3 separate regions of the Mus musculus genome follow, and regions 2 and 3 are each linked to region 1. Evidence: chromatin loops called from intact Hi-C (ENCODE). Cell type or tissue: heart. All regions are shown on one strand.

Region 1 (5,000 bases):
CGAGTACCAGTTTTCTTGGATGATAACTCATCTAAATGGCCTGGCTTTGACCTAGTTGTCTCTTTAAATTGTCTGTTTCTAAATACAGCTATGTTCTGAGGTGCCGAAGTTGGGGCATGTGAGAGTTGGAGAGATGCAACTCAGCCTGTAGTGGCTAAGTCAGTGGTAAGGGTAGCCCTCATTGAGTCACTAAAGAGTCCCAGGAGAACAGCAGGGTTCCTGGTCCCTTCCACAGAGCTCCTAGGACAGGAAGTAAAAGCTAGGGGTGGCCCGAGAGATGGATTTAGAGGTTGTTGGGTTGAGGCAGATATCAGAAGGTTAAAGCACAAGGTGTTCTGATGATCACCTGCTGGGGCAGGGCAGAAGAGGACCCACGTGAGACTGTGGGTGCTCCATGGAAAAAGTTCCTGATCTGATGTACGAAGGTAAGTCCATGGTGGGCCTCTATAATGGTTTGATGGGTCTGTGGGACAATATAGCCAGGTCATCCCTGTTGGAAGCAATCTGAGTTAGGGACACGAATGGGAACTTACCTGTTCTGGACGATCTGGGGAGCCTTGGGTTGAGTGAGAAAGGAGACTAGCCACGAGGCTGCATCTTTGCTAGGGAACTTACAGTGCTTCATACTGACACACACTGGGATGTGTGTGTACCAAATGACTAACACCTCCGCTCTCATGGAAGGAAGCTCAGTTGATTATTTAGTCGATGGTCTCCTGTCTGAGGAGCCTCTGGGGTCTGGAAATGGTAACGAACTTTGGGTATCTTGGGTGTTTATTCCCTTCCCAAGATCTGAGGGCGTTTAATCAGTCCTTGGTGCCTGATGAGTCACTGAATGTCCTTCTAGCTGAGTCACCTGAGGCCCCCTTCAGGGAAGGACAGCAGAGCTCTTGGAGGCAGAACCACCACATGCTTGTTTATCTGAGGAGGAGAGAAGAGGGGTGTGATTGTCCCAGCCAGCGAGAGCCCCGCAGTGTTCTGTCGCCGTGTCCTGACACAGGCGTGTATCGCGACATCAATGGACAGAGAGCAGTAACTGGGCTTGAGAGTGTATGATTTGTACTGTTGGTTGTGGTTACAGATTTGTCTTTGAAAACGTCTTTGTTGTGTTGCTTCCGTAAAGACAGCAAGCTGACATTTATAGAATCCTCACTGGCTCCCAGACAATGCACAAAGCACCTTACGTGCGTTGTCTTGATTCATCTCTTCAGGCAAGCACCTGGGTTTCTCCAGAAATATCAAAGCACAGAGAAATAAAGCTTTGCCCAAGGCTGGATGGTTTCTGAGCTGCAAGGCTGAGGCGAAGCCTGACGGGCAGATGTCAGGACTCCCACAGTCCATCACCATGCATGCAGCTGCCTCTGTGGTCACCATCTAGTATGTGGGTGCATGGAGGTGGCTTCATGGTCAAACACTCCTGGGGCTCCTAGATCCTCCAGTCACAGGTGACAAGATGAAAGGGCCTGAATGTTCATCTCTTTTCTCTGTTCTGTAGGATGGGGTTGAGATGCCTTCTAGAACAGAATTCTGGGGTGAGTTTGGTGAGGATGAGGCATATTGTAAGTCACTCAGACCATCCTTGGAATTCTGAGAATGCTTGCTGTAGACAGTCTCTCCCAAAATGAGTGTATTGGTGTTTGTCCCACCCCACATGGTCCCCTTTGTGGTGGTGACACTCCTTCAGTAAGTACTTGATTTAGAGTCCCAACTCGTGAACCTAAGAGCATCTTTGCAACTGCCTCAGCCAACAGAATGTGACAAAGGGGACATGGCATGACCTCTGAGCACAAGTGATTGAGAATCTGGGGACATGTCCTCAGGGAGCCAAGATATAGGATATGAGATGTCTGTTTGCTTCATAACCCTCATGCTCATGAGGAGATCCCACAAAGGGTGACATCCAACGAGAGCCAGCTCTTCTTGTGCTAGGCCTTCCCATCTTCCCTTCCTAGGCAGCAACTGGAGAGTACAGCTTCCTTCCCATCTTGTCTGCCAGCCTCAGACCTAGCCCTAGCCTCAGCTTCAAACCATCCCATATGATTTTGAACAGAGCAAAGATAAGCATGTCCTATCAAGATTTCAGGTCTGCGAACACATAGACCTTTAATCTGGGTTAAGCCTTTACATCTTCAGGTGATTTTTCCTTGAGAATTTTGTATAATATGTTTTGATCACATTTACCCTCTGCTACTCCTTCCAGATCTACACTCCCCTTCCCCACTTGCCCACCTTTGTCTTTTATTTTATTTTATTTTATTTTATTTTATTTTTAACATATCAAATCCAAATGGCATCACTCTTATGCTCTTGGATGTGTGGCTACTGGGGTTGACTGACCTATAAGGCTATAACCTTAAAGAAAACTGATGCTCCGCCTCCTAGCAGGTATTGATTACCCAGAGTCTCTCAGCTAGGGGTTGAGTTTCATTCCCATTTCCTATCTTCATGCTGGAATTTTATCTGGCTTGAGCTAGCATAGGTTTTGTGCATACTGTCACAACAGCTGTGTTGTGCATATGTGCGACCACCCTATTGTGTTGAGTGATTTTTAATGCAGCATTGGGACACACTAAAAAAAAAGGATTCAGGTTTACATGGTACTATGTAGGGGAATAAACAAAAGTATACTCTCCTTATATTCAAAGCCTTTTCTTCAACCTGTTGGCAGTGTAGTCCTTGGCAAGGATCTCAATCCCTCAGTTGTCTCATCTGTATGATATGGACTGACTGTGGTTATAGCTTCAGAAGGTTATGGCGACAGTAAAATAGAAGTCCATTACTAATGCGTGGCAAGGACCTAATGTCTGCCTATGTTGGGGTTTCAATTCAAACAAACAGTCTGACCCCAGACTACAATCCATTAAACCATAGCCCATGATATTCTCTCCAATTTCTGAAACCTATACCAGACAGGAACACCCGAGTATACCCCAGTGCTCATGGTAGGACATGATTTCTGGTCCTCCCTGGTCCCTGTCTATTCTGTGGTCCTTGGTGGGTGTTGCTCAGTGCTGCAGGCTGTATCCTCACTTCTCTTTTATGAGCACAAGATTACGTTGGCTTTTCTGGCAGTCACCTCATGGTGTTGACTCATCCTGAGTTGGCAGTGAAAACCCTGGAGTGTTCTTTACCACATGTGCTAGCATCCAGCTGCATTCCTTCTCAGCTAGGATTGGCACAGGGGGAGACTTTGGAAGCCAGTCTGCAAAGCTGCCTGTCTTGTTCCCTTTGGATCACTGTTATACCTGCCTGGTAAAGAGTCAAGCTGATCAGCTGGGTCCTCAGAGACATCCTGGATCCTTGTAATAAGTCTTCCCCCCACCCCCCTTAGGTCAGCCTGACTGGTATTGATCGCAATAAAAGAGTACAGAAAGACTAACCTCTGGTCTGCTTGTCCAGGAGGAAAGATGGGGTAAGGATGTCAGGGGACAAGACTGAGAAAGCCATTGTGATAGTTTTTATATGCTTGGTCCAGGGAGTGGCACTATTTGGAGGCGTGGCCTTATTGGAGTAGGTGTGTCATTCTGGGTGTGGGCTTTAATACCCTTGTCCTTGCTGCCTGGAAGCTTGTCTTCTGCTAGCAGCCTTCAGATGAAGATGTAGAAATCTCAGTTCTTCCTGTACCATGCCTGCCTGGGTGCTGCCATGTTCCCACCTTAGTGGTAATGGACTAAACCTCTGAACCTGTAAGCCAGCCCCAATGAAATGTTGTCATTTATATGTCTTGCTTTGGTCATGGTGTTTGTTCACAGCAGTAAAACCCTAAGACAACCATCATGGGGGACTTATGCCATGTGTCCACACTTTCTTAGCTTGTGGCAGTGTCGTCATTGGTCATGAACTTTCTGCTGAGTTTGTATATGGCCTTGTGATGATCAGTTTTGATTGCCAACCTGATGCAACTTAGAATCATCTGGGAAGAGAGTCTCAATGAGGCATTGTCTAGATCAGATTGACCTGTGGCAGTGTCTGTGTGTGTGTGTGTGTGTGTGTGTGTCTGTGTGTGTGTGTGTGTCTGTGTGTGTGTGTTGATGCTTTAATCAATGTGGGAAGATCCAGGCGAAAAGTGGGTGGTACCACTTTTTTTCCTTAGTTTTTGGCCCTGACTACATAGGAGTAGAGGAAGTGCATTACATCACAGGCATTTCTATCTCTTTACTCCAGGGTGCTTCAGGTCCTTACTTTAACTTTCTTGCAACAATGAACTAGAACCTGGAATTATGAGTGAAAGAAACCCTGCCTCCCACAAGTTGCTTGTGGTCAGGATACTTTAATCACAGCCACAGAAATTAAACTAGAATATGCTTGGACTCGATTGGTAGTCATCTGACTAGGATAGAGGACAGAGCTTCAGACAGGGCCCATGTTCTTAGAAGACTTGTGCTTCCTGAAGAGGTGGTTCAGGTAGCTTCCAGTCTCCCCAGGTTGACTATCACCCAACTCACATTTTTATTTTCAATTTGCCCACAGGGATCAAGTATTTTTTTTTTCTTTGCCTACTTTCTTGCTGAGCTACAACTTCTCTAAGTGATGGCCTTACTTGGTCATACTTGTGTGCCAATACTACATACTGTGCTTGCTCAGGTAGTCACTGGGTAGTCAGTGTGGTTATGGACCTCTGGGTGACTAGTACAGTACTGGGGCTTAACAACATCTCTTCGGCAGTCACTGGTGAGATCCTGACTCTTGTGGAGAGGAGATCACCAGGGGCTCTGCTTAGGCACTGTGAGATGCACAGTCAAATAAACACTGGTATATCCACAGTTCTCTGTAGAACAGTATCAAAGGACTGTGATGATGATGCCGTCAAAGGCTGAGCCGCCTCTGCACGTCCTGCTACCTTGTCCTTGAGTCCTCCAATTATGTCTTATTGATCTGCATCTTTCTCCTATTACTCCCCAGCCTGAGGCTCCTTTTCTATTCTGAGAACGGGAAGCTGTACCCTTAAAGATCCTTATTTATCGATGCCTAAATATTCAAAGCTCAAAGTGAATCAGCAA
Region 2 (5,000 bases), 210 kb after region 1:
CTGTTTAGCTCTATATCCCATTTTTGAATTGGATATTTGGGTTGTTGGTGCCTAACTTCTTGAGTTCTTTATATATTTTGAATATTAACCCTATGTCTGATAAAGGGTTGTTGAAGATCTTTTCCTAATCTGTAGGCTGTGATTTTGTTCTATTGACAGTGTCAGTGACAGTGACAGTCAAAGGACTTACAGAAGCTTTTGATTTTCATGGAGCCCTATTTACTAATTGTTGATCTTAGTACCTGAGCCATTGGTGTTCTGTTCAGGAACTTGTCTCCTGTACCAAGCACCAATGGGCTCAAGGGTATTTCCCACTTTCTATTCTATTAGATTTAGTGTATCTGGTTTTAAACTGAGGTATTTGATCCACCTAGTTTTGGGTTTTGTGCAGAATGATAAATATGGATTTATTTGCATTTGGGGGCTTGCAAACATCCAGTTAGGCCAACACCGTTTGTTGAGATGCTCTGCCTTTTCCATTGCTTTTGGTTTCTTTGTCAAAAACTAAGTGTCCATAGGTGTGGAGTTTATTTCTAGGTCTTTGATTCTATTCCATTGATCAACCCATCAGTTTCTATACCACTATCATATAGTCTTTATAACGATTGCTCAGTAGCTTAAAGTCAGGGATGGTGATACTTTCAGAAATTATGTTATTGTACAGGATTGTTTTAGCTACCCTGGATGTTTTAGTTTTCCTTATGAAGTTGAGAATTATTTTTTTCAAGGTTTGTAAAGAATTACGTTGGATCTGTAGATGGCTTTTGGTAAGATGGCCATTTTCTCTATATTAATCCTACTGATCCAGTAGCATGAGAGATCTTTCCATTTTCTGAAGAATTTTCTTCAAATTCTTTCTTCAGATACTTGAAGTTTTTATCATACAGGTCTTTTAGTTGCTTGGTGAAAGAAAGTTACACCAAGATATTTTAAATTATTTGTGGCTATTATGAAGGGTATTGTCTCCCTAACTTCTTTCTTAACTTATTTATCACTTGTAGAAAAGAGGAATACAAAATTCTTTCAGTTGATTTTTTTATCCAGCCACTTTGCTAAAGGTGTTTATCAGCAGTAGAAGTTCCCTGGTAGAATTTTGCAGTTCACTTATGTATATCATCATATCTTAATCCATGAATAGTAGTGATACATTGACTTCTTTCCAATTTGTATCACCTTGATCTCCTTTAGTTGGCTTATTGCTCTAGCTAGAACTTTAAGAACTATAGTAAAGAGATAGGGAGAGAGTGGTCAGCCCTGTATTGTCCCTCATTTTAATGGGATTCTTTAACTTTCTCTCCATTTAACTTGATGTTGGCTAATGGCTTGCTGTATGTTATCTTTATTGGGTTTAGGTATGTTCCTTGTATCACCGATCTCTAGAAGACTTTTTAACATGAAGAGGTGTTAGTTTTTGTCAAAGGCTTTTTCAACATCTAACGAGATGACCATACTTTTGTTTCTTTCAGTTTATTTATATGGTGAGTTACATTGATGGATTTTCATATATTGAACCACCCCTGCATCCCTGGGATGGAGCCTTCTTGATTATGGTAGACGATGTCTTTGATGAGTTCTTGAATTTGGTTTGCAAGTATTTTTTGAGTATTTTTGCATTAATGTTCATAAGGGAAATTATTCTGAGATGCTCTTTCTTTGTTGAGTGTTTGTGTGGTATCAGTGGAAGTGTGGGCTCAGAATAAATTTGGCAGTTTTTCTTCTATTTCTACTTTATGGAATAGTTTGGAGAGTATTGGTGTTAGGTCTTCTTTGAAAGTCTTGTAGAATTCTGCACTAAAACTATCTGGACCTGGGTTTTGTTTTTGTTTTTTTGTTTTTTTTGTTTTGTTTTGTTTTGTTTTGGTTGGGAGACTTTTAATGACTGGTTCTATTTCCTTAAGGGATGATAGGACTATTTAGGTACCTTACCTGATCTTGACCTTAACTTTTGTAAATGGAATCTGTCTAGAAGTGTAGATATGTGGGCTGGCCTCTAGAAAATGTAAGACATCTGCCCAGGCCCTTCTGGCTTTTCAAGTCTTGGTTTAGAAGTCTGGAATAATTCTAATAGGTCTGCATTTATGTTACTTGATCTTTATCCCTGTGGTTTTTAATATCCTTTGTGTATATTTAGTATTTTGATTACTATGTGGCAGGGAACTTTTCTTTTTTGGTATACTCTACTTTGTGTTCTGTAAGCTTCTTGTATGTATTATGCATCTCTTTCTTTAGGTTAGGAAATTTCTTCCATGATTTTGTTGTAGATAAGTTTTGGATCTTTGACTGTAAGTAGCTAGGGAACTCATAGCTGGGGAATAGAGTAGTGTAGCAGTCTATCTACCCAACCTAGGTGTGCAGTTTATAAATATGGTAACTGAATTGTGTGTTTTTTGCATGAACATTTTGGAATTGGAGATTTATGGATACAAATCTGGCTGGGTGTAAATATAAAAATCTCTAGTCTTTTCCTTTCACGGAGCTAAAGGGTACTGAGTGAGACCTGGGAGGTCACTGGCATTCTACAGACCAGCCACATGGGCGTGGATGGCCTGATTGGCTTAGCAAGCCAGCCTCAAAGAACCATGGCCAGACAGCCAGAGAACCATGGCCAGACAGCCGCATGTGGAATTGAACATGCAGCAAGCCAGGAGACCAGGAGACCAGGAGAGAGAGAGAGCTAGCAGGGGGAGCTGTGAGACGGATGCAGCTGCTGGTCCCAGAGCCTAGCTGGACCAAGCACAGGCTTTTTAAAATTACACACAATAGATGGCGCTCAATGCAGGGAACGAACCCATGACCCTGAGCTTAAAAGTCTCCTGTTCTCAGGCCCTTCCACCCTCTCTCATTCTGTCTTGAGGCAGCTACAGAAGTCCCCTATGTTTGTGCTGTATACCTTCCCTACTAAGCAGCAACAAAGATTATGCTGCTTACAACAAACACTAACCTATACTCCATGCCTTCCTAAGACACAGAATAAAAGCTCAACTCCACTAACAACTTACATAGCTTGGTCCCTCTCATCACTGATGTCACCATACACATGCACTACCTGCAGCTATACTGATCTATCTATTGTGCAAACCCGCCATGCTTCTACTAACCAAAGAGGATGTATCCATATATGTTGTATGGTCTTACACACATACACACACACATGAAAGAGAGAGAGAGAGAGAGAGAGAGAGAGAGAGAGAGAGAGAGAGAGAGAGAGAGAGAGAGAATATCTCCATCCTACAAATCTTAGCTTAAATACCATTTATAACCAAAAATTAGACATCATGGTATTCCGAAGCACCATGAATGTCTCCCTTCTAACTTGTCACAGCTGTAACATCATACTGTTTTATAGTCACTTGTTATCTCTCTACTCACTAGATTCTAACCTCCGAAGTCTGACTTTTCTCTTTCACGTACGAGATCTGTGTATTCATAGTCTCTAGCATAGATCTGGCTCTTGAGTATGCAGTGATAGTAAAGTGAGTTAAATTACTTACCTTTATTCAAACTTGTTCCATTTAGATGAACTCTGAACATGTACCCGAGCCATCTGTCTAGGCCTGTCCCTGGCTTGCCTTTGAATCGTTGCTTCTAGCATATTAGGAAGTCTAGCCAAATGCTCTGCAAGCTCCCTCATCATCTTTGCTGGTCTTAGAGCTTATGTGTTACCCTTACTCCTGGGCTCTTTCGACTCCCAAAGTCAAGATTTACCCTAAATTCAGTCTACTTTATTTTATACAGTATCTAAAGGATTTGTTCCATGTCTATACATAGCCACAAAAGCCTACTATAAACATTTCCGCCCATTTGATCTTTTCCTACCTATTCCATATGCACCACAGTAGGTGTGAGCACTGGGAGGATCATTTGTGAGCAAGCTACTGCTATTACAACACCTCACCTCCAACCACATCTTTAGAGATCATCTAAGGTCATTATTTTCTATTATAACACTATTATCACACTTATAAAATTCACCATTATCATAATACATTTAAGAGGCCAAATTCATATTTCTCCAGCCTCCCAGTAATGAAATGTACAGTTTTCCCTTTTCTTTCCTCCTTTTCTCCCTGATATCAGCTCTTTCCTGTCTACTCCATCCTAGTCTCAACCTTGTTGGCCTTCTCTAAATCTTCATTCTACACAGAATTTGGAAAGGACAGAGGTTCCAATATTACAAACTACATCAAAACCTGTTTCGTCGTCATCCCTAGTACACCCCTTCCCTACTAAAGATGACTTTGTGACTGTGTGGCCACATTCTCCTGACAATGACGCAAGCAGTTACAGGCCATGGGTGAAGAGAAGTAGGAAATTTTCATTGTTGCCTTTCTTTTACCAGCTCAGTATAAACAATGAAGGAAGGCAAGCCTACAGGAACAAGTCAAGCCATCAGAGAGAAGTTCTAAGTCATATCCCTGAACTGACAAGTCTTAGGCTAAACAGGACTTATGGGATGGCAAAATACACACTTCTATCATGCCTGAGCCTTTATGCAATTGGAATATATTCTGTATTCGTTACTTTTCTTATGTGACTGTAACAAAATACCGGCCTAAAGTAACTGAAGGATGGAAGGGTTTATTTTGAATCAGTGTTTAAGAAGGGAAGGCATGGCAGCTTGAACTTGAAGGGAGTGACCACAGCATATTTGCAGACAGGAAACAGGGAGAGGACAGGAAATGGGACCAGTCTTTAAATTCTAAGGCCAGTCTTCCCCGAAATACTTCACCCAGGCATGTTCAAATTCTTAAAACATTTACAACCTTTCCAAAACAGCACCACCAACTGGGAAATTAGTTATCAAAGACATGAGCCTATAGGATAGGAGAGGTTTCACACTCAAACCACAGTAAATTGCTGTAGCATCTAATGCCATACCATGAGGGCCAAACTGCATCTGTGGGAAAGGGCTTCCTTTTGGAACCTTTTTCTTCTGAAGACAGAGTGCATCCGAATTTATGGACACCACTAACTGGGGATCAGTGGTCCTGGGGTTTAGC
Region 3 (5,000 bases), 390 kb after region 1:
TTCTCCTAACCCCATCCCCTTGCACCTGCACACCCCCACATCAGATCACCCCTAAGGCAGTAGGTCTTACCCCTAGGTTATAATTTTTGTGTATAGGACTGGCTGATGTGTGTGTCTTCCCCCACAAGCCAGGCAGGTGCTGTCTGCCCACCATAAGTGTTCTCTACTCACCCTCAGCTGTAGACCCCCAAAGAATGTTCACGAAAGTGAGGGAATCTGAGGAAAACCAAGGAAAAAGAGAACACAGGGAACAGAGAAGAAAACCCTTGTCACCCAACTGTGTCTCACACCAAAACCCAGACGACACATGCAAACTCTGAACCTCAGAATTAAGTTTAATAGTTGTCTCCTTTCTTTAAAACTAACAAACAAGAACTCAATTGATTTCCTACTCTAAGCCTCCATCTGCCAGAGTGAAGGGTTACATGAGACCTGTGAGAACACTCTACCCACTCTGCTTCCCAGTCATGAACTAGATGGGTGGCTCTATCTGTCATGAAACTACTAATTTCTTGACTGCCCCCTTAAGTATGGCATGGCTACACTCTGTGTACCCTGCATAGGGCACAGAACCCTAATCCCAGGAAACACTAAGAGCCTTCACTGTGAGGTCTCTTGATCTCCTTGGAGATCCTCCTCAGAAAGCCACCGAATCTCCATGGCCTTTATGCAATGTCCCTGCACAATATAGGAAGTGGCATGCTTAGAGATGAAGACCTAAGAGTTTGCTACCTACCCAGGCTCACCTTTCCCTTCTATTCCATTCCACAGGAAAACTAGTGGGTGCCTCCACTTCTCTTGGCCCCCAAACACACTATAGTATCTCTTACAAAGATTCCAAAGCCACACAGTGGTGATGCACTTTTTTTTTGTTTTTGGTGATGCACTTTTAATCTGAGCACTTGGAGGCAAAAGCAGACCTAGCTCATCTACAGAGCTAATTCCAGGATACCCAAAGCTTCCCAATGAAAACCTATCTGTAAAAAAACAAAAACAAACAAAACAAAAGATTCCATCGGGAGGCAGAGGCAGGCAGATTTCTGAGTTCGAGGCCAGCCTGGTCTACAAAGTGAGTTCCAGGACAGCCAGAGCTATACAGAGAACCCTGTCTAGAAAAAAAAAAAAAGATTCCAGACCATTTGTAGGGTGAGGAGGCTGCTTCTGCTGACAGGAGTCCTTGAAGTGAAAAGGCCAAGCCACCTCCTTGCCATCCAGACAAGTCATTTACACTTCTTTCCCTGCCTACACCCAAGTCTCAGCCACCTGCCACCTACCAAACGCTTATGAGGTGAGGTGAATGGGTAGGATGAGATCCTAGCTAAGAGAGGAGCCTTTCAAGGGATTAAGAAGCAGTAGGTGGACATCTGAGAGGCCACTGTGAAAGCTGGACTCAGAGACTCTCCTCCCAGTCATGATGTCCCCCCCTCTTATTTGCCTCTCCTGCTTTAAGGCTGACTTTCGTGACCCTGATGGTGTAACTGCTTCTACCTTTACAGGGAATTAAATTCAGACTAACTGGGTGATGATAAATGTCTCCATCCACTTTCCATTCCCATAATGCCAGAAGCTAGGTACTTTACAAAGAAAAAGAGGTGTACTTAGCACGCAATTCTAGAGGATGAGAGCTTACAACTGGATGGCCCATCTCTTCGAGCCCTGAGGAAGGGCTTCTGGCTATGTCCAACACAGCAGATGGGAGGAGAATGTGTGAGAGACCATGAGTATTGAGAGAGGGAGCAAAGCCCTGGAGAAGGGCCAGGCTCTCTAACAGAGCTTCTCTAATAAGACCTGATGCACAACTGTAGGGCAGCATTGATCCATTTGTGGGTTGAGCTCCTCTTAAGGGTTCTATATCCTTGATGGTACCATACTGGGGACTAAGCTTCCAGACCATAAATATGTTGCAGCAAATCCTCTCCTATCCATAGCATTAAAGATGAAGGGTTCAAGGGCAAGATTCCTATAACAGATGGGTGGTGAACCATGAATACAGTTAGCCCTCCTGGGATTGGGCTACTGAAGAGAAAGGTCCTCAGCCCCTCTTCTCATCTAATCAAACCAAAAGGATTTCCTCATCCCTGGAAACAGAAGGGAGTGTCCCTCTCTTATCAGCCCCTCCAAGGTCCACGGAATACCAAGAAAGAGGGAATTGAAAGAATCTAAGAGACAGAGGAAGGAATGTTGTGGAATGCTGCCCTCTGGACAGGATGTGGCCACTGCACATGAAAATACTCAGCTTCTGTAATTATCTGTGTAAGACCCATACATGACTTGTCCCATCAATATTCCTTTATGAAAGAATGAAGACCTCCCAAGGCTCCACCCCTCCGTGGGGTGATACAGGCAGTTAGTGGTTGCTGGAGTGACGAAGAGTTATGCTCTTCGGTGGCGTTAGCCACTAACAAGATAAAGTGCTCCTGTAAATAACCCCTACCTGTGCTCTTGTAAGAAACTGTACAAACGAGCCCCTGCCCACCCAGCTTGTAAGCCACAGCATGCAGATGCCAAGCCAAGAGATGAACATGAGACTCCAGCCTGTCAACAGAAGCATAGTCATAGACTTTCACATCTGAGCTTCTGACCAGAAAGCATTCACCTGAGCTCCGCTGTTATCACCAGCAGCTTCCGGCCCTCCCAGGGAGATCGGCCCATCCCACTCTGGCTGTTGCCCTTGGTTGAACCTCAGGAGACTGGGAGGAGTTATTTTCTTAGCCGATCTGCAACAGCCCTGCTGGCTCCTACCTCAAAGGCAAAGATTCCTCCTCTAGTTTGTTGGCACTGGTTTGTGCCAAGGATCCAGAGAGAGGACAGGCTCTGGCCTCCCATGGGCCTCTGCCAGGCATGTGAGTCAGGACCGGGCTGTAGTCAGAGGAGCCATTGTGACAGAGATGTGGAACTCAGTCCATGGTGTCCTCTCAGGTCAGGTATCTCCTCACCAAGAATCTGCACAGGGCCCTGAGGTGCGATAAGCAGGGAATATGCAGAGACTTCACTTCTTCTTGTCCTACACGGAAATAAGAAAGCCAGGAGACAGAATACCAATGTTTATCTGGACTGTCAACAAAAGGTTATGAGCAAAGGAGTAACTGGGGGAAACACATAGCTTTACAGGGACAAATACTAACAGCATAGCCTTCTGGAACTGTCCTAGATGCTCTAGGGTATAAAAGAGTCATGTTGGAGTCTCCCCATTGTACAGATACTGCCCAGGTGAAAGAGTCAAGCTATACAGTGAGCTGTGTTCATTTTATGCTCACTTACTGGGCACTTACTCCCTGGGAATCATTGTTCTGGGACAACTTACAAACTGCTCCTGCACACACAGGGGCTACCTGCTCAGGAGCTGCGGCAGTATCTTACCAAAAGAAGAGTAGGTCCAAATGAGTGTAAAGGGCTATGGCTTGCAAGGGAAGGAACTTCTAGGAATGGAGATGGAAGATGTCAAGAAGTTTGCTGTGCAAACTCAGAGAGCACTGTGGGTAGAACAATCGGTGCTGCCAGGAAGGAGAGATGGGTGCCTCCCATTCCAGTCCCACTTCCTTTTCTTTCTTTCTTTCTTTCTTTCTTTCTTTCTTTCTTTCTTTCTTCCTTTCTTTCTTTCTTTCTTTCTTCCTTTCCTTCCTTCCTTCCTTCCTTCCTTCCTTCCTTCCTTCCTTCCTTCCTTCCTTTCTTTCTTTTTTGATTATTTTTTATTAGATATTTTCTTTATATACATTTCAAGTGCTATCCCAAAAGTTCTCTATACCTTCCCCCTGCCCTGCTCCCCTACCTTTAAGCACCTTCCTCACTTGAAGCAAAAATTTTGCCATCTGTAATACAACTAAGATGCTAGCAGTGTAGGTCTCAGGAGGAGCAGGGAATGGAAATGATAAGGGAACAGAAGCCTAATGTGTGGCACCATGCTCACATGAGCTGAACAAAAACCTGTATCCACACCACTTTTAGGGAATGAAGTCGTGGGACACAGGGGCAAACCATTACCAGGTACCCAAGAAGAAAAAGAATCTACAGCTTTTTACTGTCTGGCTGTGAAGCAAGGTGGACCGAGAGGCAAGCCCAGAATTGGAACTTGACTCTGCCTGGCATCCAGTACCTGTACACTTAAACTCACTCCCAGCTCTGCCTCAGTCTTCACAACCACAGAATGGACCAAATGTTGGAGCTGGGCATGCCTCAGATGTGACATGCAACAAGAGCAAAGGAAATGTGACAGAAATAGTGTCACACAGAGGCCCACAGATTATTTCTTGTACTCTTGTGATTTGAACTAAGCATTGGACTGAATCCCCAATAAAGAGGAGGAAACCTAGGTCATATCTATTCTTCAGGTGGCCTTCCAAAGTTCTAACCTGACTCTAAACCTGACTGTGCCCCCATACCTCTTGGGGACATCGTTAAATGCAGTCTGGCTCAGGAGGACTGGAGTGTGCCCAAAGGAGAGTGCTACTGGGTCACAGAACACCCTCTGTGTGGCCAGGCTCTCCGAAGGCCACAAAAGCCAAGTGGTTACATAACCCAGAGCAGGCTGGTAGAGAGAAGCTCACAGGGAGAGGTGGGCCCTGCAAGTGGGTTCAGGATACACAGCTGTGGGCCTAATGATAAGCCTTGTGGGTGTCGGGTGTTGTCTAAATCCTATCATACTTATATTTCCCGAAATGTTCCTAAATGATGGATGTATTTTTGTCTTGGTTTCACAGATTACCAAAAAAAAAAAAAAAAAAAAAAAGCTACGGTCCAAAGAGATTGCATCACTTGCCCAGTGTTACACACCGTGCTATCCACAAGCCTCCAGTGTCAGAGCTGAACCCAGGGCAGATGACAGTGATACATGGTGCATTCCTGGACCAGCTGCCCCTCTAATCCCACAGCAGAGGGACACCCCCTGACACAGCACACTCTGAAGCTTGCTGAGAGCTGAGTCATTTAATGGCAGTGGCTTTAGGAGCCAGTCTCCAGCCTCACTGGCTCCTGCCGCACACAATATTTCTCTCCTTTCCGCA

What was found. A loop is a pair of places that touch in the nucleus more often than their neighbours do. Peaks named below come from ENCODE experiments on the same cell type or tissue, not always from the same donor. Only the 100,000 strongest peaks of a DNase experiment are listed, where the experiment ranks them.
Region 2: a loop joins it to region 1, with 2.1 times the contacts of the local background. A loop is called at or near these places in 3 of 42 quality-filtered maps.
Region 3: a loop joins it to region 1, with 9 times the contacts of the local background. A loop is called at or near these places in 3 of 42 quality-filtered maps.

What each region holds. Positions count from the first base shown.
Region 1 is chr11:44,321,631-44,326,630 of GRCm38, reverse strand. No RefSeq gene overlaps it. Among named protein-coding and RNA genes, the nearest start is that of Il12b, 76 kb to the left of the region's middle. In heart, no CTCF peak of the experiment used is centred here; a DNase peak (open chromatin) is centred at 3,090.
Region 2 is chr11:44,114,470-44,119,469 of GRCm38, reverse strand. The region is part of intron 5 of Gm12153 (a long non-coding RNA gene); the gene reads right to left. Among named protein-coding and RNA genes, the nearest start is that of Gm12153, 160 kb to the right of the region's middle. In heart, a CTCF peak has its summit at 2,770; no DNase peak of the experiment used is centred here.
Region 3 is chr11:43,927,133-43,932,132 of GRCm38, reverse strand. No RefSeq gene overlaps it. Among named protein-coding and RNA genes, the nearest start is that of Gm12153, 29 kb to the left of the region's middle. In heart, no CTCF peak of the experiment used is centred here; DNase peaks (open chromatin) are centred at 2,772 and 4,492; H3K27me3 peaks cover 191 bases.